6 separate regions of the Mus musculus genome follow, and regions 2, 3, 4, 5 and 6 are each linked to region 1. The links are chromatin loops, found by intact Hi-C in ENCODE. Cell type or tissue: left cerebral cortex. All regions are shown on one strand. Links, peaks and the distances in the headings refer to the core of each region. The heading gives the core; the rest is flanking DNA.

Region 1 (5,240 bases), core at 730-4,729:
AGGGCTCCAAGATTACACTGTCCTCTTGCTGACCCTGAGGGATGATGCAGGCATGTTTGTCCTCTCAAGTTCCTGCTGGTGCACTTGTTTAAGATTTTCGTTTGAGTTCTCTGCCGTTTAGCCCTTTGTTCCCAGGATATTGTTTGCCAGTTTTCACCCTTGGCATGTGTTGTATCTGTTCTCTTTGTACTTGCTCCATTTTTTAAAATATTTATTTATTTAATGTATGTGGGTACACTGTTGCTGTTTTCAGACACACCAGAAGAGGGCATCGGATCCCATTACAGATGGTTGTGAGCCACCATGTGGTTGCTGGGAGTTGAACTCAGGACCTCTAGAAGAGTAGTCAGTGCTCTTAACCACTGAGCCATCTCTCCAGCCCACTTGCTCTATTTTTAAGTCCAGTCTCAGCATTAATTCAGTATTTTTTTTTTTTTTGGTATCTGATTCACTAGGAAGTTAACAAAGTGAAAAGAAAGAGAGACAGAGACAGAGAAACAGAGAATAGGAATAACTGCTCAGTTTCCTGTGCCCTTTGTCCATCCTCAGTTTCTCTCCCTCCTTTTCCATTTCTCAATGCTGTTTTTATTGATAGAATGCTGTTGATGCTTCTGTGAGAGCTTTGAAATTCACATTTTACGGTTACTAATTTTAGCCCTGGTTTTATTTTTGATTGGTTTTTATAATGTTTTCTCTCTTTTTTACTTAGCATTTCCATAAGCTCATCTTTAAGGAAGCCCTTTAGAGAAAAAAAAAAATGTGTGCAGTACAAGAACTCAAGACACAAATGTCTCTGGTTTTCCGTAGTGAGAGCTTCAGCTATTGCATATATTCTGGTAATTCTCAAATTCTCTTTTCTTCAAACTTGAGTTTGGAGACTCTGCACCCCCACTTTGCTGCTTGTTGGCTGTTTTTAGGGTTCCATAAGTAACTTAAGTATTTCTAAAGCGTTTACCACATTGGTCTTGAAGATAGCCTAGCCAGCTTCCTTTACCCGCCCTACACTGTCTGATCATGAGCTGCTTCTGACACCCCGTTTGCTTGCCAGCTTCCAACTCAACTGTTAACCAGACCTCTTCATAACTTTCAACCATTTCCTGTCCATGTCTTCCTTTCCCAACGTTTTGCCTTGGTTTAAGCATTTGATGACGTTAGCATAGGCCCTGGCAGTGGGCTACGTCTCCCAGTAGTGCTGTGATGCCAAGAGTCTTCTGAAAGGATTAACTACGGTGCCTCATTTCCTGTAGAGTAAAAGATTACATACTCCAGCTCATACCCTGGTGGCCATGCTTCCCTGGACTCCTCTCCCTGCACCTGCACCGTGAACACTTACTTTGTTTCAGTCACACCACAGGTGCTTGCAGCCAAGCATTTACCCAGTGTCTTGCCTCACTAAATTCCTTTGCTGTAACCTCTTCGTATCCTGTTGGTTTTGTTTGTTTGTTTGTTTCTGAGTTGGTTTCATACAGCCCACCTCATAGTAAGGCCTCCACCTCTGTTCTTGATGAAGACCTTGACTCCTGGTCCTCTTGCCTGCTCCTCCCAAGTGCTGGGGTGACATGTGCCTTCATGCCTGGTCTTTCCCTTTAAGTCTGCTAAAGTTCTTATCTCCAGTGTCACCAGAATGTAGCATGCTCACATTCTCATACTCGTTCCTGCAGGCCTAGGAGGAACTATAGTTTCATCCTCCACAGCAACGTGCTCACATTTATAGCATATGGAGCTCAGCAACTCAGTACCTGTTGGTGTGTACTTCTTTGTGTCCTTAAATGTATGCCCTGTGCGATCCCTACAGGGGAAACCAACTGTTTCTCAGGCACTCAGTCCCATGACTAGTTCATGGGACATACTCGGCATGTTTGCAGGGTCAGCACACTGAATTATAAAGTTATATGCACAGTTTGGGGGAAATAATTTTGAATGAAAGGTACTAAAATAATCAGAGCAGAGTAGAAGCACATGAAAGAAACCAGAACAAAATACCAGTGATGTGAATGTATAGTGAGCACTTTGGAGGAGGGTTAGCAAGCTAAATTGGTTTTTTGGAGCAGAAACAATTGAAAGGTAAATAGAGAAGGAATGGGACAGATTAGGAGGAAAACGACCCAGGCAACCGGCAGATCTGTCAGGGGACTTCCAGGGAACCATCACACTCAGGGACTTCACATTGTAGAGCTGCTTTAATGAACTTCAATGTCAACAAGTCATATAACCATTCTTATTTATCTGAAAAGGTGACTCCAGTGATAAATGCCTTGGCCAATATATCATATAATGTAAATATGTTTCCCTGATAAGAGTGGCTTATCACAGGACTATGATGGTTGAATCCGCATGCTGAGAAGTTTGTTTCTTGATGGTTGTATAGGTGAGGCCATTGGAGTAGAATCAGTTGTACACCTGCATATCTATTTGTCTGGAACGGTTTTGTAAAATGAACATTACTGGAGTGGGATAGAGATTTGTATGAAATTGCAACAGAGATGTTGCTTCTAACAAATGCAGCAGGTGAACTGGTAGAAAAAACCAAAAAGACAGAACTGTGAGCCAAAAGGCATGACTTCTAGCTCTAGCTCAGCATTCCAGCAGTAGGGCCTTAGGTGAGTTATATAGTACCACGCGCCTCAGTTTCCACACGGGGGAATGGGAATTACAATCTCTTCCCATTCATGGACTCTTTGAGGATTAAAAGGCAGTCCTGGCTGATGAGCTTTACAAACTTGAAGCAATTCGTATGTACACAATGAATCACCTTGGCTATTACAAATGTTCAAGAAGAGCACTGTAGCATGACACAGAGACCCATGCCTAGCACTGCAGGTAAAAGCAAGATTTGGAATTCTAACCCAGCCTAGGGCTACATGGTGAGACGCTGTCTTGATATACTGAGCACTGGTGATATAGCCCCTCATCTCCACTTGGTTCTGACTTTGATCCTAGTACTTAATAAAAAGATCTGTGTAGCCTGAGCATTCTTGCCTATTTCCTCCGGACTCTGGACAACCTCTTCAGTTGTTCTCTTAGTCTTTTTTTTTTTTAGACGCTTTTTAGTTTATTTGCCCTCTCAGAAATCTGCACATCACAGCAGAACATCAAGTCACCGCAGATCTACTCCTTTGGCTTTTTACCATAAGGAAAGGGTCTGGTCGCAAGTGCTCAGATGTTCTGGTTCACATCAAAGACCATGAGTATTCCCAGCAGAGGGCAGCAAAACTCCAAAGTCTGCTGCTTCCTCAACAGAGAAACCACTCTAGGGTAGAGAACAGTGACAGTTGAGAGTATTGGCTGATCTTCTAGAAGACTAGATTCTCAGCATGCACGCGGCAGATCACAACTGTAACTCCAGATCCATGGGCTCTGACACATTTTGGCCCCCAAGGGTACCAGGGATGCTTGTGGAAAAACACTAAAAACAAGCAAACAAACAACAACAAAACCTGGGCATGGTAGCACACATACTTTCTGAGTTCTAGGACAGCCTGGTGAACAGAGTGATTTCTAGGACAGCTACACAGAGAGATGCTGTCTTGAGAAGAAAATATTAAATGGCTGAGTTTTAGTCAGTCTTACTGGCCAGGCTTTAAGCCCTAGTAACCGGCCTGCCTGTCTCCCCAGCCTTGCGATTAGAAGCTTGTGTGGTCAGCTTTGACATGAGCGTATCCTGGGGTTCAGACTCAGGTCCTTGGGCTTGAGCAAGCCAGCTGACTGCTCTAGCTTCTCACCACCACCACCCCCACACCCCAGCACCACTGCCCCACCCCACACCCCAGTTCCACTTTTTTTTCACAGTGTTGGAGATCCAGTCCAGGGTTCTGTGTATCCCGGGCAAGCACTCTAACACCACGCCCTACCCAAGTTTTTTAGATATAACTTAACACTTAGTTCTGCTTGTTTTTAATTTCATTTGGGGTTTTCTGAGACAGGGTCTCACTTGGTAACACTGGCCATCCTGGACCTCCTTATGTAGACCAGGCTGGCTCCCTATGTAGACCAGGCTGGCTGCCTCTGCCTTCTGATTGCTGGCTTTAAAAGCATCTGCCCCATGCCTGGTTGAGTTTTTAAATTTAAAAATTTTTGTAGGACATTGAGGTGCTCAGCCCTGATGCCTCCTGAGTCCAAAGGATAATTCCCAGTCATATATGCACATACTGGTGCTGTAATGGTATCTCTGTCCTACAGAGAAATTAACTTAAAAATATTCTTGTGTTTTTATCAGTCGCCTTGAGTAACATAAGCAACAGACATTCGAACTGTTCTCAGTAGTGTAAAATTGACTTTCACAGAAATGCTGTCATTTGATCTTCACTGGGGCCCTATGGGCTGCTTTTTTCCTGTTTTATAGATAAATTTTCTCATCTATTCTCAGAATAGTTGCTCTCTGTTTGAGGGGAAAAAACGTTCAGGGAGAAGCGTCATATGTCAAGAGGACCCGAGGGGTGAGTAATTTCCCTCTCCTAATAAGTACCATAAGAGCCGATTTTGAGCGCGATGTTTTTCTGCTGGCTGTTTTGAGACAGGATAGGAAGGCTATCAGGCAGCTCTTTGATTCCTTCTGCCCTTGTCTGTTCATTTCTGGGTTTGCTCTTCTGAAAAATACTGCCCTGGTTTCCACTCCACCCCCAGGTCAGAATTTTCTTTCCATTTCGGATAAACCTCTTCCTGTTCTTGAGAATTGCATCCCATTCTTGGCGTAATCTAACCAACATCCTCATGCTGGCACCAGAGAGCATATAGGCCGTCACTGGCTGGCTGATGTTCTCCTGGGCTGGCTGATGTTCTCCTGGGCATGGAATAAGTCGCCCGATCCCTAACCTCAACTCTCTTTGGCTCTCCTCAGGCTTTGTTTATTCATAGCTACCTTTCACCCACACCCCCTCCACCCCAGTTGGGGTTAGTGTGAAAGGGAGTCGGATGAGCTAATGAGCTGTGTTTTTTCGCTGTTTCTAATGGCGCTTGTCTTCTGTAATGGCATTGCCTCACAGCAGATTCAGAGCGCTTTCCCTAGGAATGGTGAGGACACCACCTTACCTGGATGGTGAAATCCAGCGAACACATCAGCCTTTATCTTTCCTCTGGGCAGCGTTGGATGCTGATGACCACATCTGCCTTGACGCACTCACTGTTTTCCTTTGATTTCCATGCACTGCTTTGCTTTGCTTTGCTTTGTTTTTGTTGTTTTCCACCTTAGCCATGGCTCATCCGCATCCTTTGCAAGTTTCTCTTCCCTTATAAGCTCCTGC
Region 2 (5,240 bases), core at 507-4,506, 300 kb after region 1:
GTGGGCTTCTTAACTGTGCATGGGAGAAGCCTGCCCTAGGTTGCCCACAGGGCTTTGGTTAGCATCTTGTTTGATGGTCTAAGAAAGAATTTGCTGTTAACTATTCTATCAGTGTAAGCTACTTGGACACATTTGCCTGTGTTAAAACATGACTTCTGTACCTTCAGTTCCATAGGATAAAGACAACCGGAAGGGTTCCAAGGACCTTGGTGCAGGCTGGGAGGTGGGAATGAGCACTTTGGGGACAAGAGTCCTGTTTGGTCATCAGGTGTGACCCAAAGTCAAGTCTTTTCTGCAAGGATAGAAATCTAACGTCGTTCCAGAGAGGGAAGGACGTTAGGTCATCTACAACACGAAGAGATAAAAACGAGAGGAAGAGCAGAACCAGGCTCCATTAAGGGAAGAGATGGACAGCAAACGGCAGTTTGCCGACTACAGGATACTGTGGATTTTAATAACGTGGACATGAAAGAAGATTTTGTTTGCTCACAGGGAGGGGTCCTGCTCTTGCTTTAACAAAGCTCAATGTGTGTCCATTTTAAAGTTATCACCTGAACAGCTTTTTTTTTTTTTAACTATAGATAAGGTTAATTATTGGTAAACACTATTGCTTCATGACTTCAACAGATTACATCTTGAGACAAGAAGGTATAAGAGCTGCAGGACTCTAACGTAGGCCCACTCAAGCTGAAGAAGGCAGGGTTCTCGGAGTGTTGCTTCCAATCAGGTAATCTTCGCCGTAGCAGGGACAGGGGGCTTTCTGTGAACGCCTGTTATTCTCTGCTAGCTACCCAGTGGGTCAGAAACGACAAATCACAGCGTCATCGCTCCTGCTGGGGAGTTTGTTACAGTAATGTTTGATTTAAATTGTTAATTTTTACAAAATCATCATTATTAATGGATGTGCGGGGATGCACCCTTGCGTGCATGCGTGCGTGCGTGCGTGGCGAGCTTTGTGGAGTCAGTGCACTGTGAGCACTGTGAGCTCATCTTCACGTGGGTCCCAGGGATGGAACTCAGGTAAGTCATCCGGCTTGCACAGCAAGCCCCTTTACCTTCTGAGCCCTTTGCTTAGCCCTGGGTTCTGTGTTTTCTTGCTGCTCTGTTGAAAGAGAGTTAGTTGGCTTTGGCGTCCAGCAGTAGTGGGTTCCGTGGTGGTGTGAAACTGGTCGCTGTGAAACTTAGGGACCGTCACAGAAGAATCTCTCTCAATGGATGTCAGTTTGTTTGACCCTAAAGCGGTTCTGTTACTGACACTTGTCAGTGCAGTCTGATTGTGGAGGTCAAACGAGATGTTAGGGCCTCACCAGATGTTTAAGACTCATTCAGAGTAAGGGAAGAAATGCGGACCTCCTTCCTCCAGTCAGTCAGGCCTATAGTTGAGCCGCGCCATTGGCATTTCAAAGGACTTTGAAATCCCAGGGTACATTTGAAAGAACTCCTCAGCAAAAATAAATAAATAAATAAGTCAAGGTTCATATGATAATTTAAAAAACAATAAAAAAGCAAAGAAAAAGAAGGGGTGCCCCCTCTGTGAATGTCAGACCAAAGTGCTCACAGGGCTGCAGATTAGAGTTTCCAGAAGTCTCCATTTTAGTTACATCGGCCCTCCTAAGCCATCAATTATTTGATATTTTATTATTATTCTTTTATCATAAAGCATTGTTAAATAAGAACTCAATGAATTCTTCATTTATCATAGTTTTGTTTTTTGGAGATTTTTTGTTTGTTTTGTTTTTTGAAAACAACTATTGCTTAGAATTGTAGGAAAGCATAATTAAGAATGGAAGGGTGTGTGGGTGACTACACTAACCTAATACCACAGTGGTGGTTAATGTTTCTCATAGAAATTCCAAAGATTATAAAGGAGAGCATGCATAGGACAAAGGCATTTTAAAAACCTGAACATGACTTCTGTGAAGAGATCCAGCGAGGCCCAGAGCTCAGCACTTGGCAAAGGGGCAGGGACTACTTCGAGGAAGCAAACAGAAGTGGAGCTTTTGGGTGTCATGTTGAACCCCTACAGCTGTTGTTTGTCCCCCTTCAGAGTGGAAAAAAAATCATAAATGAGAGAAAATATGAACTGAGATACACTGTTAGTAACTTCACTAGGAGGTATAAATATACAAAAAGCAGTCTCACAAATCATCAAAAAGAAAAAATCCAACATGTAGAAAAATGTACGAAGCTATGAACTGATAAATCACAAACGAAATGTTAAAAAGTGTATCATTTTTATTTATATAATTTACAAGTAGATAAAAATTATATCACTTATGCTCCATTTTGTTGGTAGCTTTTAAATAGGGGCAAAAATGTCTTTTTAAATACCAAACTGAGTAAAAAGCACTTTCTGACAAACTTTAGCATCATGGAGTAGGAGGGCAGCAGTCTTGAGTTCCCACGAAGGAGTGAGCAGGCAAGCCTGCCAGGAGACAGCGGCCTTCCTCTGCAAACGCAGCAGAACACGTGGGTTCACACCAAACAGAAGAGAAAGCAGGCAAAGAGCCTGGCTGCAAGAACGTTCTTTGTAGCCGGCTTGGTACCAGGCAGGGTGACTCTAGGCTCTGCAGGCTCTTGCCCAAACTGCTTGTCTCTGGGAGATGAATCACTTCTTATCTCCTGGTCTGTGTTGATGTTTTAATGACTTATAAGTTTTTTGATAATGAAAGAGGAGACCAGCAAAGATTCTTTTTTTTTTTCCTTTTCTTTGTTTTAAGTGATGTAACCAAGGTTTAAGAGTCAGAGCTGGTGACATGAGCTAATGACTCCCAGTCCCTCTAAACCCAATGCTTTCTTATCTGTAACTGTATTGGAGCCATCTGTTTACCTTCAACATTAAAAAAAAAAAAAAAAAATCCCAGTGTTGGAATCCCTTTCTTTCATTTACTGGACTTGAGGAGGCCTAGTATCCCCTGTGAGAAAACGTGCCCAGGTCGCCCTCTGCTGACTGTCCTGGAGACAACTCGGGAACTCTGGGTAGTTCAGGAACTGCTCAACACTTCTGCCCCTGTCCTTAGGACTCTGGCATTGGTCCAGAGGGCTTGCAGGGAAAAATAAAATTCCACAATGTCTGCAATCCCTACATTAAACTTGAGATTATCTTCATTGTAAAATGCTAATCTACCTGACAGTATTTTGACGTGGTAGCTAAATCCCAGCATCTTTCTCACTGCTCCAGATTGCAGGTCTAGGAGAATCCAGAAAAAAGAGAAGAAAAGAAAAGAAAAAAACTGGAACGGGCTCTGAGGGCCTTGAAATCAAAGCATTGAAGTATCATCTCCATCGAAAGAGGAAGATGGCTTCCAAAGGCGTGCGGCTACTCTTACTGCTGAGCTGGGTAGCTGGCCCCGAAGTCCTGAGCGGTAAGTTCAGTCAGTTATTGGAAGGCAGCCACAGGTAGTAAGTACACAGTGCACATAGTATGCCATCCACTCACCTGCCCAGGCATTCCAGGAAAGCATATCAAGATGAGAATGCAAAATCAGGTGGCCGTCAGAGAAGAGCCAGTCTGAGACGGTTGGAAGCCACCCTTAAGTCAAGGGTTGCAGAATAAAGATTTTGAGTTTGTTGTGAGCGATAGAGAGCCTGTTTCAAGAAGCCAACAGGCCTCAGGCTGTCTGTAGCTCATAGCTATAATCACAATGTCCAACCATTTATGCACTGTTCTCGTGTTTGAGCATATTACAAAGTCCTGTTTACCAGGGACCTGCAAAGCTAGTTAGAGAGATGACTATTGTACACTCATAGCACAAGGACAGGGAGCGTGCCAGGGACACTGTGGAATCTGCAGCAGAGAAAGGAGGATGAAGAAGGTTTGAGTGTGTTGAGGAGAACCACCACGGACTATCCGGGATGGAAAGAGATGCAATGTGGGGTCCTCTGATATAAATGCTCCGTTGAATCTGAGAATGACAAAAGTCACACTGATGCCCAGCTCCTAGCTTGGTCATCTCCCACAGTACCCCACAACCTCACTGGGAGTTGGAGGAGGCAGGACCTCTGAGAAACAAGAGTTGCTTGTTTGAGCATTAGTTCTGTCGAGGGAAGAGGCCACTAAAAAGATCTGCTGAGGCCTAGAAGTTCTCGAATGGACTTTGCCAAGGGGATGAATGAATGCAAGGAAGTGTGGGGAGAGGTGGAGCTTTTGGGGCATCGGTTGAAGGCTGTGTTTTTGCCGTGGCCTACCCTCCACGTGGCCTTGTATGATACTCTGCCCCTGACTCCACACTTGTCTCAGCTACCAGCTCTCTGTGTCTGATTTCTCAGGACCCAGGGAATTCAGCCACTGCCCCTGCACCCTGCAAGAATGCAGAGAACACTGGAAACTGTCCCCAGTCCCTGCTGCCTTACAGCCGTGTCTGTATGCTCCTTGGGGGCTGCCCTGACCTCTGGCTTCCTTTAAGAGCTTGACACTGACCCTGGCTATCTTCTGGAGAATGAGATAAGACTTCCCAACCTCTTCCCAGGACTTCACTAATCTCCTTGGGTCTCTCCCCAGGAGGAGACTAGAGCCAAAACATATAGCACGGGTCCTTCCATGGCTCTTTTCCAGACAGATCTTCCTCCCAGCTGTAGAAAACCTTTTTGTTTATTGCTGCATTCATGAGAACTGTGCTTAGGACAGATCCCATATATATATATTTGCACAAAAGCTTGTGGAAAAAAAAAGTCTAATCTTGCATTTAAAGTAGATGTGGAGAGCTTAGAAACTGATTTTTTTTCTTTCAACGGAGGCTGATGGCCAACATCATAGCTCTGTTGTCTGAGCAATGGCTCCTTGCCCTGGCCTGTGGGGCTCAATGAAGAGAAACAGAGAGACATTTAGACACAATGAAAACTGCACTGGCTAATATTTTTCAGAAATACTCCACCTTGTTATCATAACAATGGTGCTGGTTTCTCACAGCTACAATTCTAGCTGAGTCTGGTTCTGCATGTCTGGAATTTTGGCTACTCAGGAGAACAGTGCAGCATGACCTCAGAGCCCTGACCTGCCTGGGCGACACAGAGTTCAAGGCCAGTCTTGGAAGCTTAAACAGGCTCTGCTTCAGGTTTAAAAGAGAAAAGAAGAGAAAAGAAAAGAAAAGGAAAGGAAAAGGAAAAGAAAAGAAGCCTAGGGCTAGCCTGTAGATCTACAGCTCTGTGGCAGGACTTTCCCACCATGCACCAGACCAGTCCCCAGTATCACACAAGAAAGCTATAGTTCTAACCAGCTGTCATTTATTTAGCAATTATTT
Region 3 (5,240 bases), core at 679-4,678, 180 kb after region 1:
AGCAAGAGCATTTGCTGCTCACGCAGAGGACCTGGGCTTGGTTCTCAGCACCCACATAGCAGGTTCCAACCATCTGTAACTCCAGTCTCAGGGAATCTGACACCCTCTTGTGGCCTCTGTGGGCATCACACACACACACACACACACACACACACACACACACAGAGTTCGCATGCATACATATAGGCAGGCAGACTCTCAAAGTCATGAGTAATGTCAGAGCATAAGTTAGAAACAGGTTTTTAGCATGTAGGCCTTGTGCCTCTGATTTCTCTCAGGTCTCAGGAAAGCACACTCTGTTCCCATAGTGGTGCAGAGCTGATGTCTGTTGTAGGTGTGGACTCTGCTGAGCTGCCTTTTCCTCGTAGGAACGTTGCCTCCTGTTGGAGATGCTCCAGACGTTTCTAGCCTGCTTCTGTGGAGCGTGACTTCACAGCAGTGAGGTTTAAGTCCTAGATCTCATGTTTAAGGGACAGGAGGGTGCTGAGGTGCTCAGTGGGTACTAACACCTGCCGCACACCCCTAAAAACATGAATTCGACTCCCAGACCTCGGGGAGCAAGGAGGGAACCTACTCCCAAAAGTTGTCCCCTGACTTCAACATGTACACACCCACACCACCCATTTGAAAAATAATAATTTAAAAAATAAGTTTAAACAATAAAAGGGAGGAAAGACCTCCTTGGACCCTTTTTAGGAAGAGGTGGGACATGGATCAAGTTACACCTCAGTTGTGGGATGCTTACTTCTCTCATTGTCTTTCAGAGAGTCACAAGTGGATCATTCATTTTATTTAATGAATACCTATTTAGAAATTAGTAGCATAACACTCTTGGACGGGCTCTGAGACTCTGTTCTCCAGACTCAGATCTGTAAGACGGAATATGTGAAGTCATAGTCAGTGCCTGTGTGCTGGGAGGAGAGCTGCTCAGAGGCAGCATGCAAGGAGGAAGTGTGGAGTGCCTTCCTTCCCTGCAGGCCAGGAAGCAAGCACACTGAGAAGAGAGCAGCAGACCCCAGGCTCAGGCACAGGGGCATATCCGTTCTGCAGACTCCTCCAAGAATCTGTGAGCACGGGGTCCCCAAGCTCGAATTATAAATCAGACAGGCAAGGCCACTGCTCAAAGCCACCTGTGAAGATTGCTCCAGACGTGGGGCATGCAGGGCGGCTGGGCAGGCCGCCTTTGGGTGTAGACTCAGCGTGCTCCCTGGTTTCAAAGGCTCCTCACTAAAATTCTTTCTGCAGGTTTCACTGGCATATTGTGTGATGAGAACATCGACAACTGTGACCCAGATCCTTGCCACCATGGCCAGTGCCAGGATGGGATCGACTCCTACACCTGCATCTGCAACCCTGGGTACATGGGAGCCATCTGTAGTGACCAGATTGATGAATGCTACAGCAGCCCTTGCTTGAACGATGGGCGCTGCATTGACCTGGTGAATGGTTACCAGTGCAACTGCCAACCAGGCACATCAGGTAGGACAGTCCCTCCTTCTCTCAGTCCCTCCATCCAGGGCCTGCTCTTTGGCATTGTCAGCTAAAAGTGACAGCTTTCTTCCTGCTCTGTGTCTGGTGGGGCCTCAGGAATTTCAGGCAAAGGTAAGACCTTGGTAGTTTCGAAGTCAAATGCCTCAGGCTCCTCACAGGCCACCTGAGCCTAGAGGGAGGCTGCTTGCTAGACGAGGGCCTGCTCTGTCCTATTAGGAGTTCTGGAGCTAGTTCACTGGGCAGCTACATTTCCCAGATTTCCCAGAATTCCATTTTACCTGTGAGAGGAACGATCTTGGACACAGCTTTAGCTGGAGACAGAGGGATACTGTGAGAGATCAAAGGGAAATGTCTGAGTGGAAGATTAACCAGTGTGAGCCTTGCGGAGCAGAGGGCCTACTGGATACACGGGGTGATTTGTAGGGGCTCATCCTGGACTTAAGGAAGTCGGCCTATGGAGGGGGCAGAGGCAGGGGAGTGGGGAGCTGCCCTGATTTCATTGTGTTACTTCAAATCCATTTCTTCAAACTTGTCAAAGGTCCTGGTCTTCATCCAGGGCCTCACACATGCCAAGTTTGAAAACAAAGTCCTTTTTGAATTGCTCAAGCATACGAAAAACATCCCATGCCTTCACAGCTGAGAATGTGGGTCCCCTCCCCACATTTAGATAACTCCCTCAAAGGACTGAATAGGGCTTTGTGAAACCTTCCAAAAGCAATTTGCTTCCGGGCTGGTCCCCAGACATGAGAAATTGCAGTACGAAGGAAAAGTGAGAGATTTACAAGCAGTTGAATAGGGGCCTTTAGAATGGAGGGGCTGTGTTAGGCTTGCTGTCTCCCTCATTGTAACAAACACGCTGGAAACCTGGCGAGTGGTGGGTTGGCAAGAACTTATTTTCCTCTGGGATTATATCCTTGTGCCAGAGTGTATCAGGTATACTTTCCTTCAGGGACAGAGGCAAGAAGTTAATATTCATGGTTTGCAGCAGGCAGCATGCAGAGAGAGGCCAGACCCATTGCTGCAGCTGTTTGAAGAGTTAGAGCAAAGAGCTGCAGGCAACATACAGACTTGCTGGTCTGTGTTCAGTAGAAAGGAGCTGGCAGGTGCTGCCGGCCTGGCTGGAAAGTCCATTTAGGGGACAGTGTGGATAGACTGTCACGGAGTCACGATTTCTGATCGATCCAGGTATCATGCAGTCTCTGTTGGTAGTTTGATGTTTGGAAGGAAGGAATCATCATAGCTTGCTCACCGTTCCTGTGGTTTCCACTGTCTGGGTGCTCAAAGGGAGAGACACGCTCACTGTTAGGGTCTTCTCTCATCTGTCCTTTATAATGATAAACTCTTGGAATAATTAGTTCTCTTGAGTTTCAAGTCACCTAAAATGGCTTGATCTAGCATAAGGAAGAGAAAACAGAAAAGCAGCCAATTCAGCAACAGCATAGAAGTCTCCTCGGGCTCTAAGAAACAGTAGAACCCCAGACCTTGTCAGAGGAGAGCTGCAGACCTGAGGCCCCAGAGGGCTGCTCTGCCAGTGTAGACGCTTGTGGGCAGCTCAGCTGAACCAGGACCTCAGGGTCTGGAGCTGTACTGGCATGCTAGGACTTCATGGACTGGGGGCCGGAGGCTAAAAGGCCCACCCCTGCATACAGGAATATGGAAGCTTGTCTCTCATTAATGGTCATTGTGGTTAGCCTCAGCGACATAGGAGGGCTGCATGACATTCTGGAGCTAGCATAGAGGTGGTAATTATTAACAAATGTCTGATCACTTACAGATAGGACGGTTGGTGAGTGACTCAAATGGTGACATTTGGTCTAGGAGCTTTATCTGTATTCTTACATGAGATTTTACTTTTACACTTTTTATACCACAAAACAGTCTATGGACCCCACATAGCTTGCTTAGATGCACTTTAATGATTGCAGTATGTTTTCTTGTTTTGTTTGTTTTGTTTTAGTTAAAATGGGATTCTAGAACGGTAGGCTGCCGCTGTTTCAGTTCATGGTTCAGGCCATGGCTGCTCCTCCTGGCTGTGATGCTCTCTCAACCTGAGGGCTGAGAGTTAACAAGTTACACAGTGACAGATTTTATTGTCCTCACCAAAGCCATGAAGCGGGCATGTGTTTGTTTGGCTGTGGGTATGTAGATATGTGTCCATCTGGTTGGGGCCTGCAGCCTGGATCCTGGCAGAGATGCTGACAGTTTTGCCTATATTGCCTTTGTACCGTTTCCATGACAACAGAGTAGAAGGGACAAATCATGGCTAAGTATGAGTAATCCAGTCCTCTTGGCTTCTCAGTTCTGGCTTCTGTGGACTGTACTTGGCGATGCGTCGCTTTGTTCTGATCGGATGGCCTGGATCCCCTACAGACTTCTGACTGAGTAGCACCACAGGCGGAAGTGCTGACATTCCTGTGGTAACACAGAATCATTTCTCTGGGTCTCTTTACAGGCCTTAATTGTGAAATTAATTTTGATGACTGTGCCAGCAACCCTTGTATGCACGGAGTCTGTGTGGACGGCATCAATCGCTACAGCTGTGTGTGCTCTCCGGGATTCACAGGTAACACTCCTTGTCTTTGGAGGGGGCCTCCTTTAGCCCCATCAAGCTGGGAAAGGGGTCCCTCAGTGAAAATCACTTTTTCACCTGTTTCCTGTTTCTCATCGTCTCTGGAAGGTTTGCAGTCTGCTCTGTACTTCTCTTTCTGTTCCAGACCTTCCTAAGTGGAAACACAGCCTTTCCTTTAGCGTTTCAGGCCACGCGTGTCTTGCTCCCTGAGACTTCCTAGCAGATGGTAACTTTCCATCCCCGTGCTTGGGTTAATGCCTGCAAAGCCACCTTTGCTTCCCCACAGGCAGAGGCCAGTGCCTTCTGTAAGGCTGTGTCCAAGGTAAACGTGCATGGAAACACTGGCTGCTCACCCTGGGGTCTCGCCTCTCCCGGGAGCCTGTTTGGGGAGGGCATAACTTGAGGAGACCACCACATAGTTTGTCTACAGTGAGCAAGATCTTTTTGCCCATGAAAAGAAAGTAGATTAGAATTATTCTGCATTGTGACTCTTCCTTAGGTATGAACCTCTAGAGAGTTTGCACATGTGCCCATAGGTGAAGTATAATCCACACATTCTCTCTTCTTCCTTTTCCTTGTTAACATTAACTTTGTCATTTATGTTTCTGGAAAAATTATCGTAGAGGCTCCAGAGGAAGCCTGGGCCCTCACTGATACCTCATATCGGTGACAGTCCCATTGTTAGGATACACTGTGTGTTCTGCTTTTTCTGGACATTACCACACATGTGCAGACATATATAATATTACCCTTTAGTAACTGCCCTATGGTCATCTGCTCCCCAGGTGTGTAGCCCACTTCAGAGCTTTTGGCAGAGCCTAAGGACAGTCAGAGCCAGGTGAAGAGAGTGCTAGGTACCCAGTTCCTCTATGCCAGCGGTATGACATGTCAGGAACTTTTGTGGCTTTGGTGGATCTCAGTTCTTCCTGGTGACTGAGACGCCAGTGTGGTGAAGGTTTCATGCCCTGACCCACTGAGGTAGCCCGATGAATTTGGGCATCCTGAAAACTGTTCTCTCAAATACGTGGGAGCTGACTAAATACACAGACCTGTTAAGTGTAACAGGAAGAAAATGCCCAATTTGTATGAACGGCTTATTCTGAGCTAGGAACCAAAGATGCTGTCTCACCTCACTTAGTTGGGATAGATGCTACTGTTCCTGTGGTACTGAGGAGAGGGC
Region 4 (5,240 bases), core at 538-4,537, 85 kb after region 1:
ATGTACACAGGAACATGCACACGTGTACATACACACACACACACACACACACAGATGTATCTGCGGGTATGCATACATATATGTGCATGTGTATAGAAGCCAGAAGTTAAAGTTGGGTATTATTATCTGGACTGCCATCTCTTTTGAGACAAGGTCTCTCATTGGTCTAGAGTTCATCAATTATGTTAGATTGGTTGCCAACAAGCTCCAAGGGCCAGCTAGTCTCTGCCTCCTTAATACTTGGCTTTGGCTTTTTTTTTTTTTCTTGGTCAAGATTTTGTATGTGTGTGTCTGTCTGTCTGTCTCTGTGTATGGTGGGCATTGTGCACATATATGTGGGTGCCTGTGAAGCCAGAACTATTAGATCTCCTGGAACTGGAGTTATACGAGGTCACGGGCCACTTGACATGGGTGCTGGGAACCAAACTCTGGTTCTCTGGAAGAGCAGACTTAGCTTTTAACTGCTAAACCATTTTCCCCACCCCTCTGCCTGTTATGGTAGGGGAGAGCAAGCTCGGGTTAAACCCACTGGACTGTTTCCCCAGCCCTGAAGGTTATTGTCTTTAAAGCTGTCACCCTGAGGAACACAGCTACAGCCACTTCTGGAGCTGTGCCTCAGGGGTGAGCACCTTTACTCTCTTTTGTATGCATGTTGGTTGTGAGAAATCTGATCTTTGTAGGTCAATTTAAAGTTTGTATCGGCAACTCACGATTTACCCTCTTACGTGAGTAGAGATTAGACTGGTAACACCATGGGTGAACAAATGAAAGTTAATGTTATTACTCTTCTTTAAACACATGGCACAAGCAGAAATTGCCTAGTGATTTTCACTAACTATACTATTTTTAAATTTAAATTTGGTTTTATTTTATGTGTATGGGAGCTTTGCCTGCGTGTATCTCTGTCCATCATGTGCATGCCTGGTGCCTGTGGAGCCCAGGAGAGGGAAGTGGATCCCTTGGAACTGGAGTTGCGGATAGACGTGAAGCACCATGTGGGATGTGGGTGCTGGGGATTGAACCCAGGTTCTCTACAAGAACAGCAACCACTGAGCTATCTCTCTAGTCCTCAATTATGCTACTTTTTGAAAAGAGCTTCTAGGGTCCCAATGTGACCGTTTGCAGTAAGTACTAGCTTCTCTTTCCCAAGGTAATGTATATGTGTATGTGGTATATTATTATTTGTGTTTGGTATAAGGTATATGTGTGTGACATATGCTGTATGTGTGTGATATATGGTATATATGTATGATATATGCTGTATATGTGTATGTATATATTCATGTGTGTGGAGGTCAGAGGACATCAGATATCCTGTTCTATTACTCTCTAACTTATTCCCTGGTTGGGGGGGGGGGGATCTCTTACTGAACCTGGAACTGGGCTACCTGCTAATTAGCCCCAGAGATTCATTTAACTCTACTCCCTACAGCTGTTTGAGGCATGTGCATAGTCAAACCTGGCTTTCACTGTGAGTGTTGGAGATTTGAACTCAGGTCCCCGTGCTTGCACAGCAAGCACTCTTTCCCGCTGATCCATTTCCTCAGACTCTATAGTGCTTATTAAACTGCAGTTTTAATGTTCACACCCATTTGCACTTGCTGAACGGTATTCTGCATTCTAGGTCACCATCTACTAATTGATAGGCACTAGTGATGAAGGCCATGATCCTGGGCCATAAAGACTTCCCCGTGTAGTCAAGACAGAAATACAAACAGTCCTGTGTTACTTATGCAATTCCTCGTAGTTGCCAATTTCGTTCTACAAATGCATTTATTCCTAAGACAGATCACACCCTCCACTCTCCCACTTTGGAAATTGTTAGTGTAATAGCTTTATCTTTTAAAAACTATGCACACAAACGTCCATACAATGTTCAGTGTTGTTTGGAAACATTTATATGTAAATGGCATTCTTAGAGTCTCGCTCTGCGATTCGTGTTTTCATCATCATTTTGGTTTTACGGCTGACGTATATGAAGATGGTATTTTCAATTGTATTGCACTTATAATTATGCATTATTCATCTAGTCCCTAAGGGTGGGGCATTTAGGTTACTCTTCACTCGCAGCTATTAATAGGTTATAAAGAGTATTCCTGGTTCTTCTTTCTATTTTCTACACCTTTGACTAGAGTTTCAAGCTCCTGCTGTCTCTTGAAAGCCTCCCCTAAATTCTTCTAGACCCTAGAGCGGACGATTCCAGTGTCCCAAGCACCTTGCTACACGAAGTTCACTAAAAGAACCAAGGATGGGTGGGTGGATGGACGGATGAATGAACGAAATGCCCAGAGCATCTTAAGGAATGTCCTCTTAAGAGTACTTTGGCGCCTTTGCCCTCTGCCTTCCGTTGACAGTCTCGTTTTTGCTCTCCCTCATTCCTCTAACCAGCCAAGAAGTGTGTGGGTGGGTGTGTGGGGCATGAGGTCTGCCTCTCTCTACAAGTTCAGGACCCGGGTAAACCCTAGTGTTTGATGTTGGGCGCTTCAGCCGCCCCCCTTTCCGAGCTCATGGGCGGGCTCGGCGGTCGAGCGGGCGGAGTACGGGGTGCTGCTCACTCAGATCCCTCCGCGCGCAGAGGACCGGCGCTTCTTTCTGCGGGAAACCCCTGGGCGCGCGGCGGCGACGGGGGCGGAGCCTCGCGGTGGGAGGAGGCCGAGGCGGAAGGACACGCGGGCCGCCCAGCCGCGCGGCGCAGCCAGAAACTTTCAGCCAAACTTCGGGCGGCGGCCTGGCTGCGCGGAGTGCAGGGGCGGCGCAGCGGGAGCTCCAGGACTCAGCGAGCCGCGGGGGCAGGGTAGAGCACGCGAGAGCCGGGCTCCTGGTCGGGACCCGCTCCCCATGCGGATCTGCTCTGGCTGCGGCCCCGAAGATGCCCGCTCTGCGTCCCGCCGCGCTGCGGGCGCTGCTGTGGCTCTGGCTGTGCGGCGCGGGCCCCGCGCACGGTGAGTACCGGGCGCCCGGGAGACCATCCCTCTCTGTCTCTGCGCTACGGGGACTGCGTCTTCCAAACTGCCTCGTCCGGGCCTCGAGTCTTGGCAACGCGTAGCGTCCCGGGTTCCGCGTTAGCGGGGTCTCGGGCGAGCAGCTCGCGGGCCGAGGTGCGAGTGTGGTCGGGAGGGCGGCGGGGGCTTGCGGCGTTCCCAGCTTTTGACACCCGGATCGGTCGGTTTGTCCGGAGGAGGAGTTGGGCGTGGGGCTTAGGTCTTGGATAGGTGGAGGCAGCAGTGGGGGAACTGGTGTGGCAGCGTGCTGAGCCACATGATTGAAAATCTCAACTGCTGTTATTCTTTCCGAGGCGCGGAGCTCTGCTGCGGTTCCAGTGTGCGTCCAGCCCCAGGAATGTGGTGTGACGATCCCCAACTCCTCCAACCTGGCAGCAGCTTGCTGCTCTTTTGGCACCGTTGGGGGTGGGGCAGGGGCAGGCGAGGAAAAGTGGAGACGTTGCTTGATCCGAAGTGCTTGCTTAGAAAGGCTTGTTATGGTGGGATATTCCGTGCCCCCTCGCTAACTTGGTGGGAGCCAGGAAAGGAAATCGGATCATATTTTACCCACTCCACCCACATCTTTAGATTTTACATTTCTTTGGAATGTTGTATGGAAAGAACTTCGGCTTTGGAGTCCAGCTCTGTAATCCTGGATTCAAATCTTCTGTATTAACTCACCAATAAAATGGGGATGAAATTACCCAGCTAATAGGATTAATTAAAAGAATGTATATTAAACCCGTAGCACTTAAAAGATGTTCAGAAAAGTTGTTTCAGGGCAGGAGCAGCGGTTTGGTCTGTGCTTCCAATGGGGCTATGTCTTGTACTGGTTTGAAGTCTGTGCTTCCAGTGGGGCTATGTCTTGTACTGGTTCGAAGTCTGTGCTTCCAGTGGGGCTATGTCTTGTACTGGTTTGAAGTCTGTGCTTCCAGTGGGGCTATGTCTTGTACTGGTTTGAAGTCTGTGCTTCCAGTGGGGCTATGTCTTGTACTGGTTTGTTGAACTGGTAGGGTCCCCCTTTACTCAAGAACAATTAACTTTTACCAGAAAAACTCTAGTACATTTCCTCAGAGAAGGGATGAGTTTCAGAAAAGTATGGTCTTTGTTCATTGTAACAGGCAGCTGACATGCCAATCGCAGATGCTTTGAGGAAGACTCGATTATTTATCACCTGCAAACAGTGCTGGGCTGTCCAGCATCAACCAGATACTTTCTGGAAAATTAGAATGTCATACATTGCTGGGTCTGTAGGTTTTCAGAAGTGGACCAGGATTGAATTCAGGATTGAATGGTTCCCGAAAGTTTTCCTCAAAACTCAACGATGGCATTCTTGCCTTGCCCCTTTTCTTTGAGTGAAGCTGTTAGCCCTCAGTGTAGACTTAGTGTAAAGAGCTGTATGATTAGTGTGGTTTTTTTTCTGAGGATGAAAGTGCTTGGTCCCCCACGACTTGTTTTACATAGTAAAGTAACTTTAGTCTTCATGACCTGTGTCTTTTCCCATATGGAATAGGATTCAAAGCCTAACTATTTTTCTCTTGAGTACTTCGGGGACTAGTACGTAAAGTGACTCACAAGTGCTAACGCTGGCAACAGAGATGGGATGAGGCTGGCACACGGGCTTTCTCCCATGTTGAACCCCAGTGCGCTGAACTGATGCCCCCACTTCTGCTAATGCAGGCCCTCGCTGTCACCGATATCGGTTGGGGCGTCACACTGAGTGTCAGTCCAGCTCAAATGTAGGCATTTTGGGTTTTGGACAGGTGTTCTTTAGATGCTAAACTATTCTCATGAAAGAGATTAAAGAGCTAGTTGTTGTTGCAAATCTTAAATCTTCCCAGGGTCTAGCAGGGAAGCTTCCTAATCTATTATGGTGTATTTGCCAAGGTACCAATTATAACTCTCCCTCCCTAAGTTTTGAGTGTTCCCGTGTTTGGCTCGTGGCCAGTTGTTAATTTGAACATCACTGGTTCCTAAGGCAAGGAGCTGTCAACCCATCTGTGTGAGCTTCTGAACAATTCTCTGGACCACCCCTTACTCCCCTTACTTCTGGCTTGCTTTTGGCTCTGCGGTGGGAGTGACTCCCTGGTTTTGCTGTCACCTAGACACTTTCTCAGTTGAATCCCTACTATAAAAAGAACAAGTTTTTTTTTTTTTTCCTTTAGGGTGGAGATAAAATTCACCCTATAACTATTTCCCGTTTTTCTTTCTTGGAGGGAGGGGGGAGTGGTTGGTTGCAGAATCTCTTGTTTTATGGTG
Region 5 (5,240 bases), core at 382-4,381, 190 kb after region 1:
GGTGAATGGCTACAGGTGTACCTGCAAGAAGGGGTTCAAAGGTGAAGTGAAGTCTCGGCTTGTTATACCCGCTGTTTGTCTTCCCTTGTGGTACACCCCTCCACATCTTGGTTTCCATTTCTTTTTGTTGTAGTTTACTAATACAGTACCATGCTGAGCAGTTAGTATGTCTGAGATATGTGGGGAATAAAAACAAGAGTAGATATCTTTCTACTTTCAGCTTAGCAGAGAGGTAAATTGTTGGGACAATAATACTTAAACAGTTAAGACTCGACTTAGGGGCGTGTGGGTAAAAGTGCGTGCTGCCTGACAACCTAAGTTCCAGTGTTTGTGTAATTGTAAGCTTCCTGGCCAAGGCTTGATTCTATAATAAGCTTCTCAGAAGTGAGATGAGAGTGTTGTACTTACTGGATCGAGCCCTGTGCTATGCTCAGGACCTTTCCAGCAAATCCTCACACATGAGCTATTCTGGACACTCAGTTTCCTGTGCTCTTTTGGGAAAATACATAGTAGAGGAACATGTCTCAACAATATTTTACAGTCAGTTTTCCCCGAGTTGGGCTGTTTGACACTTTGGCATCTTTTAGAACTACTCATTTTGATTGCAGGTTGAGTATCCCTAACTCCAAACATGGAGTCTTCCAAAATCGGGAACTTTTTGAATATCAGCATGAAGTGCAAGGTCGTGACGCTCTATTTCTTGTACAGTATTACTCTAACAGATTGCATTAAGTCACCCTCAGTTGTGTGCAGGAGGATAACTGGAGAGAGACACAATGACATCCTTCAAGTAGCTTGTTATTTATTTGTAAGAATCCTCACTCTGTCCTACCCCTAAAAAATCCTAAACAGATAAAACACCATGACCAAAAGCAAGCTGGGGAGGAAAGGGTTTATTTAGCTTACACTTCCACATCACTGTTCATCATTGAACGAAGTCAGGACCGGAACTCAAACAGGGCAGGAACCCAGGGGCAGGAACTGATGCAGAGGCCATGGAGAGTCCTGCCTTGCCTCCCATGGCTTCCTCGGCCTTTCTTCGGCCTTTTTAGAGACCCCAGGACCACCAGCCCAGGGATGGCACCACCTATAATGACTGGGCCCTCTGTCATCAATCACTAATTAAGAAGTGCTCTGTAGGCTTGCCCACATTTATTTATTGAGGTTCCATCTGTCAGATGGCTTTAGTGTGTATCACAGTAACATAACTGTCCAGGACACATGCTAAGTATGTCAGAGAAAGGAGATTTTTTTTCCCAAGACGACACCAGACAGACTTAGAAAGTCTCTACATCAGATACTAATGTTATTACATTTTCTAGGAAACTTGTAGATTCAAAAGCTCTTTTCTTTTCTTTCCTCTCCTCTCCTCTCTACTCCCCTGCCCCTCCCCTCTTCTCCCCCTCCCCTCCCCCTCCCCTCCCCTCCATTTTTTAAAATCTCACTGTAACTTACCATTTATCTCATGGGAAATGAGAATATACAATCAAACCCCGTTTGTTCAGTGAGCTATGAGCCCCTCTGAGCCCGCCATCTCCCTGCTCCCTTCTGCTAACAGTGCTCTGGCTTTGCCATCTTTATGGTCCTTGTTGGGTCACATTGGAGGTGCAAAGACAGGTGGATTCTGGTCTTGCCTTAGTCCCACTCTGTTCTTTTTCTTTTTGATCTTTTAGTGGGAATAAATTTTCTGCCTTGAAATAGGAGAACTATTTTTAAGGCTTTGGAACCTAGCTCACTGATAGCAGAGACTATACCGGTGGAAGAGTGGGCAGGCACTTCAGGGCTTTTCTTCATGAGTTTGCCCTTTTTCTGACGAACCAGAGACTTCTCTTAAAGGGTGCATGTTTAGGTAGAGCAGCATGCTTTTCAGCATAGCGAGTGCTCAGTTCATTATGCAGAATCCAGTTCCATAAGGAGGAGCGTTAGGCCTGAGTCAGGCCCTCCCTCACAGTTTTGGCCAACCGTCAAACTAAAATGAATGAGCAGGTGCTCCCATGACCCAAAGAAATGAGTGTCAGTCTGTGACTTCTAATTTTCACAACCACCAGGAGAGCTGGTGAGTAACTGAGGCTGACAGTTTGAGTGTGTATGTGTTTCTCCTCCTCCTCCTCCTCCAGGCTACAACTGCCAGGTGAATATAGATGAGTGTGCCTCCAACCCGTGTCTGAACCAAGGAACCTGCTTTGATGACGTCAGTGGCTACACTTGCCACTGCATGTTGCCTTACACAGGTGGGTACTGCAGGTGCCAGCATGGCTGGGGGGGGGGGGGTGTGCCCTGTGACTTGGGTAAGTGACGATACTCTGAGGACTCAGTTTGGTGTCACTCGTGGTCTCCAAGGCTTCCTTCCTTTATGCTTTTTAGTGTTTGGGGTTTTGTTTGTTGGTTTTTCTGGTGCTGGGGGTTGATCCCAGGGCCTTGCATCTCCTTAGTATTGTTTTGTTGTTGTTGTTTTCATTTTTTTACTTATTCTTCTCTCAGCAGTTGCCCCTTCCTCCTCTCCTGTAAGTTGTTCAGTGAGCTTCAGGGGCGCAGCTCTCCTGAGTCACCACCCATGTTGGGGTGAACTTTTAGATGACATAGCCATGCTATTGTGGGTCATCCTCAAGGGCTCTGTGACTGACCTCCACCCCCAGCCCTGTGTTTTACTCTTTGGGGTTTTAAATTTATGTATGATATTTAGAACCAGATGCCTACTTGGTCCAGAGGCATCTATCCTTTTGACATTGTAACATAAAATTATTGAGAAAATTCATGGTAATGTGTTTTTCTTTCTATATACAAAGTTTTAAGATGACTGTTAAAGTTGACTTTGTTGTCACTTGACTTTAGAAACAACTCAATATCCTGTAAACTTCCTCAGTAAGTAAAAGCATTTGCCACCAATCCTAAGAACTGGAGCATTGAGTCTGCAATTCACCTTCTCAAAAACTAATGTGTTTTAAAACATACCTTGATCCTTTTTTTAGTGGAATCATTTTTAATTTTAATTTTTCTCTAAGTGTGAATTCAGTATTCTAAGGCAGGAAGCACCCACTAGCAGGCAGCTGTTAGCACCTGGTGATAGCAGTAGAGATTGCCTGGCAACAGAGATGCAGGTATAGAGCCGGCCCCAGTGATAGCAGGGGAGGAAGCAGCCAGCAGAGAGACTGAGTTCACTAGGTGCTAGACAGGACTTAGAGTGTGCTTCCCACTTAGTCCGCAGAAATCCTCCCTGAGGACAGGCTAGGGAAGTCTCAGGGAGATAAATGAGCTGCCCACGGTCACCAGATTAGCTGCAGTGGGCCAATATTGGAAGGAGCAGGTGTGGTTATGTGCATATCAGATACCCTGCACATCAGATATTTACATTAGGACTCATAACAGTAGCAAAATCACAGTTACAAAGTAGCAATGGAAATAATTTTATGGTTGGGGTCACCTCAGCATGAGGAACTAACTGTACTAAAGGGTCATGGCACCACCAAGCTAGAACCTCTCAGTTGCTGCTGTAGCCTGGGATTCTGAGCACACCTGTGTTTGCAGTCTTGGGACGCCATCTTTTCCTCGGTTGATTCTTTATCACAGACTGTCATTTGTTTTCCAGGCAAGAACTGTCAAACAGTGTTGGCTCCCTGTTCCCCAAACCCGTGTGAGAATGCTGCTGTTTGTAAAGAGGCACCCAATTTTGAGAGCTTCAGCTGCTTGTGTGCTCCTGGCTGGCAAGGTAATGATGCTGGATGCATCCTGCACTTTAAACAAAGCCATCGGCCCTCAGATGACATGGGAGACCATGCTGACACCTGTAATCTCTGTAGGGAGCGACTAGCTGGAAGGGCTCATAACACCTTCTCAGATTCCATCTTTATAGTCCTCAAGTAGCTGAGACCCTCCAACCCAAGTGTTTCAAGCTGTGAGTAGCAGTTGGGAGGAGTTTCCGAAGGACCTCCTGCATCGGACCAATCAGGTGGCCTCCTGCACCAAAACACCCTAAGCTCACAGTGGACTGAAACTCACACCCACCTAAGCTTACACCCTGCCTTGATTTCTATGGGAATTTTCTTCCAAGGACTGGCTGTTCATTCTCCTGTCTTCATAGGTAAACGATGTACAGTTGACGTTGATGAGTGTATCTCCAAGCCGTGTATGAACAATGGTGTCTGCCACAACACTCAGGGCAGCTACGTGTGTGAGTGTCCTCCCGGCTTCAGTGGGATGGACTGTGAAGAGGACATCAATGATTGCCTTGCCAGTGAGTACACCTGCCCTCAGGGTCCCAGAGAGAGAGGGCCACGTTCCCTACACTGACATCGATGTCCCACACTCCAGGATCTTTAAGTCTTCCTTCTGAAGCTACTGTCTTTAGAAATCAAAATAGTAGAATCTGTCTTGAGCATCTCTCTACAGCATCTTAAATGCTGACAAACTACGGACAGTGCTGTGGTAGCTTTGTGAGAACATAGATTTTTGAAAGGCAGTAAACAGACAAAAGCTACAAGTATTTTAATACCTGGTAGAATTCATCCAATTTTGGCAAAATGATAGAGAAAACCATCAACCATCATGAATGTTCCTCTAAAAGTCGCTTCGTAGCTTTACCTGTTCTACTTCCTTGTCTCACGCCAGCACAGACCAGCCTCTGCCACCATAGATAAATTAATACTTTATATAGATGCATCTATATAGGCATGCTCTTGTCAGTAATATTTCAGGCTGGTTCATGTCCATATCACCACTAGGGTCTTCCGTCTTATTGCTGAGTGGTCTCCACTCTGGTTGTGCACATTGAGCATGCTCAGCCCTGAAGGACACTCACCCGTTCCAGGCCTTTTGGTTTTAGAGTATTCACATCTTAGGGATGTGACCCAAGTGGGAGCATGAGGTGTGTTCATGCTTTCATATGTACCGTGCATGAGTAGGCCGAAGGTAACTTGATGCAATTCTTTCAATGCATCTGAATGCTGACTGTGCAATGAATTTTAGTTGTTCTTGTGACATGGTGCTGACCCTCATAGGGTTTCAGACTTTGGAGAGCTTTGCATTTTAGACTTTTGGATTATTTTGACCTGTGCTATTGTTACTTGTTTGCTTTTCCAGTTTTTAGGCATTATAGATAAAAATGTTATGATAGGAGTTTGCCTTCTCTTCCTTCTTAAAGATATTGTGCATAATGGGTGTATACTCCTCCCAAACAGCAAGAAATGGACTCTTTATCATCGTCATCATCATCATTGCCAAGTTTTAAATCTTTTTTAAGATTT
Region 6 (5,240 bases), core at 710-4,709, 380 kb after region 1:
GCCATCACACACACACACACACACACACACACACACACACACAGACACACACAGACACACACAGACACACACACACACACACACACACACACACACACACACGTCTCTTGCTCTTTTCCTCATCAGCCTTTATATAAGGCCTGAGGAGGTTTTCCTTTGGCTACTCTGGGATACTCTTCATTCAAACTGACTGTCCAGGAGTTAGCATTTAAGGCCAGTTCTATAATGCCATTCCAACATTTACCCCGACTCACTGCCGATATACTTGAGAGTGAAACTCCACTCTACAAGTTTCAGGGATTGGATGTCACAAGGTAGAATATCAGAAATGGCACTGATTGGGGGCAAACACCTTTCTTCACTTCATAAAGTCAACCCAAAGTGATTCCCCAGACACCAACATCCTCTGCTCAAATGACTTCTTCCCTAGAAGATCCCCTAGGAGAATCTTTATAGTCTTTAGCCATGCCCACAAGACTGCTGGTGCTGGGTCTGGCATAGCTGTGTAAGGGAAGGTGTGACACAATTCCTGACCCTGGAGCATCACCAGGCCATTAATCCCATGCCCTCCAACATGTGCTGATGGTTGCTGTTGCCCAAAGTTGATCTTCTGTCTTTACTACTCACTTTCAGTCTTTCTCTCTGAAGAATAGACTTCCCCCCATTACTCAGAGCTAATCATGGCATAGTAAATGAAATAGATGCAGTACTCAGTAATGAGGAATGGAGATGGTCATGAGGTTATGGAGGGCGAGGAACAGGCCCTCCACTTGGCCTTTAGGGCCATGGGAAAGGATCTAGACAATATAACCACAGAGGCCATAAAAGCCTATATGGTCCTTTGTAGAAGTGGTTCATTGCCAGACTTGGCCTTGAATTTGGAATCATGAAGAAGAACACGTACTCTCCAGTTCAATGACTGCTGCATTGATTAGCCAGGATGAACTTGGAGACTTCAAGGATAGAGAGTTAGAGTGAAATCAGGAAAAAAAGGGTATGGATAGAAAAAGTAGGAATTTATACATAATTTAGGAATAAATAGTGTTAGAAGGAGAGTACATGAGGCTATGGAATTGCTAGGATAAGGAAATGGAGACTAGGGGCCTGGAGAGATGGCTCAGTGGTTAAGAGCACTGACCGCTCTTCCAGAGGTCCTGAGTTCAATTCCCAGAAACCACATAGTGGCTCACAACCATTTGTAATGGGGTCCGATGCCCTCTTCTGGTGTCATAAATCTTTTTATAAAAGGAAATGAAGATTAGAGAATTAAGAGATGATGTGGAAGCATATAAAAAGTTAGTGTTGTTTTTCTAGCTGATTGAAGAATTGGAGATGACAATGCCTGGAAGGATATTAGAGAGCACTGTTTAATTTTTCTACTTACATAAATTCAAAACTTTGTAAGGAATCATTTTAATTTTAGTAGTTTGTCACTTTTCTATTCTTACATGGAAGCAGTTACTAAAGACTACTGTCTGCTGTAATGAAACTTGGAAGAGCTCTGCCCAGCTACCTGTGAAGAACAGGCTGTGTAAACCTATAAGGAAATGTGTGCTTGCTTTGTGCTCAGTTCTGCTCTAAGGAAATGGGGGCTGGGACTATTGATCCAGACTCAGAGTTGATGTAAATCTAAGAATTCTTGATAATTATTAACAGTGACCAAAGCCTTGAGGATGTAGCCTTAGTAAATAAAAGGCTGTCTTCAGTCTCTCTCTGGGTATTACAATTAAGCTGAAGTTGAAGAATAAAGAGTACTGAGAATCGTCAGGGAACAGAGAGAGTACCTGAACCAGCAGCTTGCATCTAATACTGACTCGGAGTCATTATTGAATCAGCACCGTCCCCATTCCCAGCTTTCTCAGGACTCTCCTCATGCTGAGGCTGGACCTCAGCAGGTGCAGGAGGTAGCCACTTTGAATTCTTCAAAAGCAAGTCATTATTCAGTTATAAAACTAGCTCTAGATCAAGTGCAGCTAACTGGAGGGCATTCCTTAGAATGAGTGATACCTCAGGTTTGAGATCTTCCAATGGGGGAGGGGGTGGTGGTCGTGAATTCTGCCTTTTCAGTTTGTGGGAGGTTGTGATTGGCCAAGGGCCACTACTGCAAAGAAATGCCCCCATACTCTCCCACATGACCTTCAAACTACTTCCTCCTCCCCAGACCCGGAATCTCTACACCGCTGCAGCATATGACCTGTGTGTTTAGCCACATCCAGAAGACCCTAACCTTCCTCTATATACCCTGCTGGTCAGCTGCCAAAACCTAGAGAGGCGGCCTGTGGGCGCCCTCTGCTGGCCTTTCTGGATAATGATCACACAGACACCATGTGGAGTTAAGAATTCTTTACTAGGTATTAGTTCAGGCAGATGCCCTGGTTCTGCGATCCCCTCTCCCTATAGGTCACAGTTGAGCGGGTTTCTTCAGAAGAGCCTGTGGGGCTGAGAGTGCTGAACCCCAGGGTCAGAAGCAGAACTGGAAAGCCTCCAATACATGCTGCTTCCATGTTTCCAGGCTGGGCAGCAGGGAGGACAGGCCCATGACGTGCCAGGGCTCTCCGTCAGACACCATGGAGGTTTGGTAGGACAGCAGCTGTACACCCGCCTCTGCCAGGAGGCCTGGGAGGAAGGAAAGGAAAGCCCTGGTTAGGTTGAGGGAAGGGGTGAGAGGGCAGGGCCCAGAGCAGGCTTCCATGGCCAACGATGCATGGGGGATGGAGAGGGAAGGAGGGGGAGGGAGCTTAAATGGCAGGACAGGTGAATTTCTTCTGCTACGGGACTCTCTCAGCACTGCCTGAGCATCAGGTGAGGTGGAGGGAGGACAGCAGGAGAAGCAGAGAACCTCCCTCTGGGCAGCTGACAAGTGGGATAAGATGACTCCCCCTACCTCCCAAAGTCTGGGGACACACCCTCTGCCAAGACCCAGAACCTTCGGCAGCCCAGGTCTCAGGGGAGACTGGGGCCACACCACAGAAGAGGTACTCTGACACACTTTGCTGTGGCTAAGCTGGCCACTAGGATCTATAGAAAGGCAGTCCATAAAGGACTCCTGGGACACAGACTGTGTGTGTACATGGCAAACTTGTGCCATGGCCGGGGATAGTAGCAGGCACTCTGCCCATACCGCTGTGATCTCAGATAAGCCACTTCCCCGCTGTAGAAACAGTTCAGGAACCCTCTGTGAGGGACATATAGACATGCCTGAGGCAGAAAAAGGCCCAGAGGAAGCATCTCTCCAGGGCCAGGGCCCAATTCTAGGGATTCCCCCCCCCCCCCCCCATCTCTACTTCAGAAGCCTGGCCAGCCTCCCTGACAAAAAGCCTTCTCACCAATCATAGTGGGCAGCATCCCAGGGTCGGAGGGCTGAGCCCGGAATACGAGCAGGGGTTGGCCCCTGCGTAGTGGCACCTCTGGTCTGAAGACAGCTCCGTTGAGCATCTGCAGCATTGGTGTGGTGCCCTGGACCAAGCCCACGGCTTGGTAGGGAGCACCTGCCAGGGCCACAGTCAGGAGGCATTCCCCGCTACCCTGCTCCCCTGGAACCCCAGGGTTGTGGGAGGTGGTGACCTGTAGAGAGAAGACAGAGACACAGCCTAATTACCCATGTGTATCTCTCTCTCTTTCTCTCTCTCTCTCTCTCTGTGTGTGTGTGTGTGTGTGTGTGTGAGAGAGAGAGAGAGAGAGAGAGAGAGAGAGAAAGAGAGAGAGAGATCTAGCCTGGCCCACCAGTTCAGTCCTGGCTCACTAGTTCGGTGATTTGGGGCTAGGGACAAATGGCATGAGCATTATGCCCCCAGACATTAGCTTATTGGGACAGTCAATATGCCCCATAAAGGGAGGAAGGACCCCCCCACCCCTGCCTGCTTCAGAGCATTTTTGCACTATACATACAGTATTTTTGTGAGTATGAGCTCACTTCGAAATGCTCAGACATATGCTTTTTCCCTTTACAGATGAAGTAATTAAGACTAGCTCTCATCAGTAGACAGGGTGAATGGCAAGAAGCAAGCCCAAGTGAAACTGTGAACAGGCTTCTAAGATGAGGGGTGAAGCGAGGCTCAGGGGCATGTGCCTATAATCCTGGCACTGGGGAGTTAATAGCAGGAGGATCAGGAGTTCAAGGACAACCTGGGTTCTGTGAGAATGTCTCAAAGAAACAAATTTAAAAAAAAAAAAAAAAAAAAAAGGGATGGCAGAGCAGTGCTCAGAGTAACGACGGGGCGCACATTGAGGCCAGCCTCTTTCACCAGTAGCTTAGCGTTCACCAAGTTCACGTCTGCCTGCTTAGATGCTTCTCTCAGAAGGCCGACAATGACTGCAGGGCTCAGGCAGGTCCCAGCATTCTTCAGAGATGTTCCTGGGGACACAGAAGGTTGCCCTGAAGATCATTGTTTACTGGGTACCACAGGAGGGGGAAGGGAGCCACAGGCACTTAACCCTCAGCTACAAGGCCCTTGTTGGCCTGGGAACCCCAACTGCACCCTGCACTGGGCACTGCGACTGCTTCCAAGTGCTGAAAGCCAGCTGGGACAGATCTGGTTCCAAGGCCAGAAACCTAAGAAGCTTTAACCAATTGGAGGCACTCCCCTCCAAAATGCAGTCCAACTCATGGCAGGCCTCCATGGCCTGCCTGTCTTCCCAGAAGATACTTGAAAACTTGTGATGCCACCAGTGGCTGGAACTCGAGACCCTTGCAAACACTGAAGTAACTGCATGCCCTCAGCCCCCTGGCATGCTTCTTCAGGGTCTGGGTACTCAGGCCAGTGGACATGGTACCCCTGGCTGTGCCTGTCCCTGGTAATTCCAGTGTTTGGGATTTAACTGTCCTGCCCAACTTCACATTTTCTCCCCAAGAGTCAGGTGCCAAATAGGTGACAGGGTAAGACAGCCTTGTACAGGAAGAAGGGACCACCGGACTCCATCTGCAGAATGGTGGACCCACTACCAAGAAGAAAGCAGAGTTGCATGCAACTACAGGTTCATAATCAGACCCAAACAATTTTGTTGCATAATTTAAAATCTCTCTACAGATCCCAATGTCTTTTAACATGAAACTATCTGGTTGGGCTGGTGACAGGGTTCAGTGGTTAGGAGCACTGACTGCTCTTCCAGAGGTCCTGAGTTCAAATCCCAGCAACCACATGATGGTTTACAACCATCCCTAGCAAGATCTGACACCCTCGTCTGGAGTGTATTTACATATAATAAATAAATAAATAAATAAATAAATAAATAAATAAATC

The links. Peaks named below come from ENCODE experiments on the same cell type or tissue, not always from the same donor. Only the 100,000 strongest peaks of a DNase experiment are listed, where the experiment ranks them.
Region 2: it touches region 1 in a loop (8-fold over the local background); 25 of 42 quality-filtered maps call a loop at or near these places.
Region 3: a loop joins it to region 1, with 2.5 times the contacts of the local background. A loop is called at or near these places in 13 of 42 quality-filtered maps.
Region 4: a loop joins it to region 1, with 3 times the contacts of the local background. A loop is called at or near these places in 18 of 42 quality-filtered maps.
Region 5: a loop joins it to region 1, with 2.2 times the contacts of the local background. A loop is called at or near these places in 13 of 42 quality-filtered maps.
Region 6: a loop joins it to region 1, with 5 times the contacts of the local background. A loop is called at or near these places in 23 of 42 quality-filtered maps.

Annotation. Positions count from the first base shown.
Region 1 is chr3:97,925,915-97,931,154 of GRCm38, forward strand. It overlaps Gm5544 (predicted gene 5544), which reads left to right and starts at 4,259. Exons shown (of 2, transcript NM_001033779.2): 1 at 4,259-4,436. In left cerebral cortex, for the core only: a CTCF peak has its summit at 3,207 (motif pointing right); a DNase peak (open chromatin) is centred at 3,205.
Region 2 is chr3:98,221,476-98,226,715 of GRCm38, forward strand. It overlaps Reg4 (regenerating islet-derived family, member 4), which reads left to right and starts at 681. Exons shown (of 6, transcript NM_026328.2): 1 at 681-727; 2 at 3,182-3,365. The coding sequence starts at 3,299. In left cerebral cortex, for the core only: a CTCF peak has its summit at 2,952 (motif pointing left); DNase peaks (open chromatin) are centred at 2,458, 2,951 and 3,317.
Region 3 is chr3:98,103,104-98,108,343 of GRCm38, forward strand. Notch2 (notch 2) reads left to right here. Exons shown (of 34, transcript NM_010928.2): 11 at 1,246-1,479; 12 at 3,944-4,054. Among named protein-coding and RNA genes, the nearest start is that of Adam30, 55 kb to the right of the region's middle. In left cerebral cortex, for the core only: no CTCF peak of the experiment used is centred there; DNase peaks (open chromatin) are centred at 2,236 and 3,702; H3K27ac peaks cover 650 bases.
Region 4 is chr3:98,010,830-98,016,069 of GRCm38, forward strand. Notch2 (notch 2) reads left to right here and starts at 2,709. Exons shown (of 34, transcript NM_010928.2): 1 at 2,709-2,942. The coding sequence starts at 2,870. In left cerebral cortex, for the core only: no CTCF peak of the experiment used is centred there; DNase peaks (open chromatin) are centred at 2,607, 3,029 and 3,302; H3K4me3 peaks cover 1,717 bases; H3K27ac peaks cover 841 bases.
Region 5 is chr3:98,113,115-98,118,354 of GRCm38, forward strand. Notch2 (notch 2) reads left to right here. Exons shown (of 34, transcript NM_010928.2): 14 at 1-41; 15 at 2,118-2,231; 16 at 3,587-3,706; 17 at 4,079-4,231. Among named protein-coding and RNA genes, the nearest start is that of Adam30, 45 kb to the right of the region's middle. In left cerebral cortex, for the core only: no CTCF peak of the experiment used is centred there; a DNase peak (open chromatin) is centred at 1,983.
Region 6 is chr3:98,310,842-98,316,081 of GRCm38, forward strand. It overlaps Phgdh (3-phosphoglycerate dehydrogenase), which reads right to left. Exons shown (of 12, transcript NM_016966.3): 10 at 4,224-4,354; 11 at 3,327-3,564; 12 at 2,330-2,616. The coding sequence ends at 2,462. Among named protein-coding and RNA genes, the nearest start is that of Phgdh, 27 kb to the right of the region's middle. In left cerebral cortex, for the core only: CTCF peaks have their summits at 1,234 (motif pointing left) and 2,281 (motif pointing left); DNase peaks (open chromatin) are centred at 2,265 and 4,507.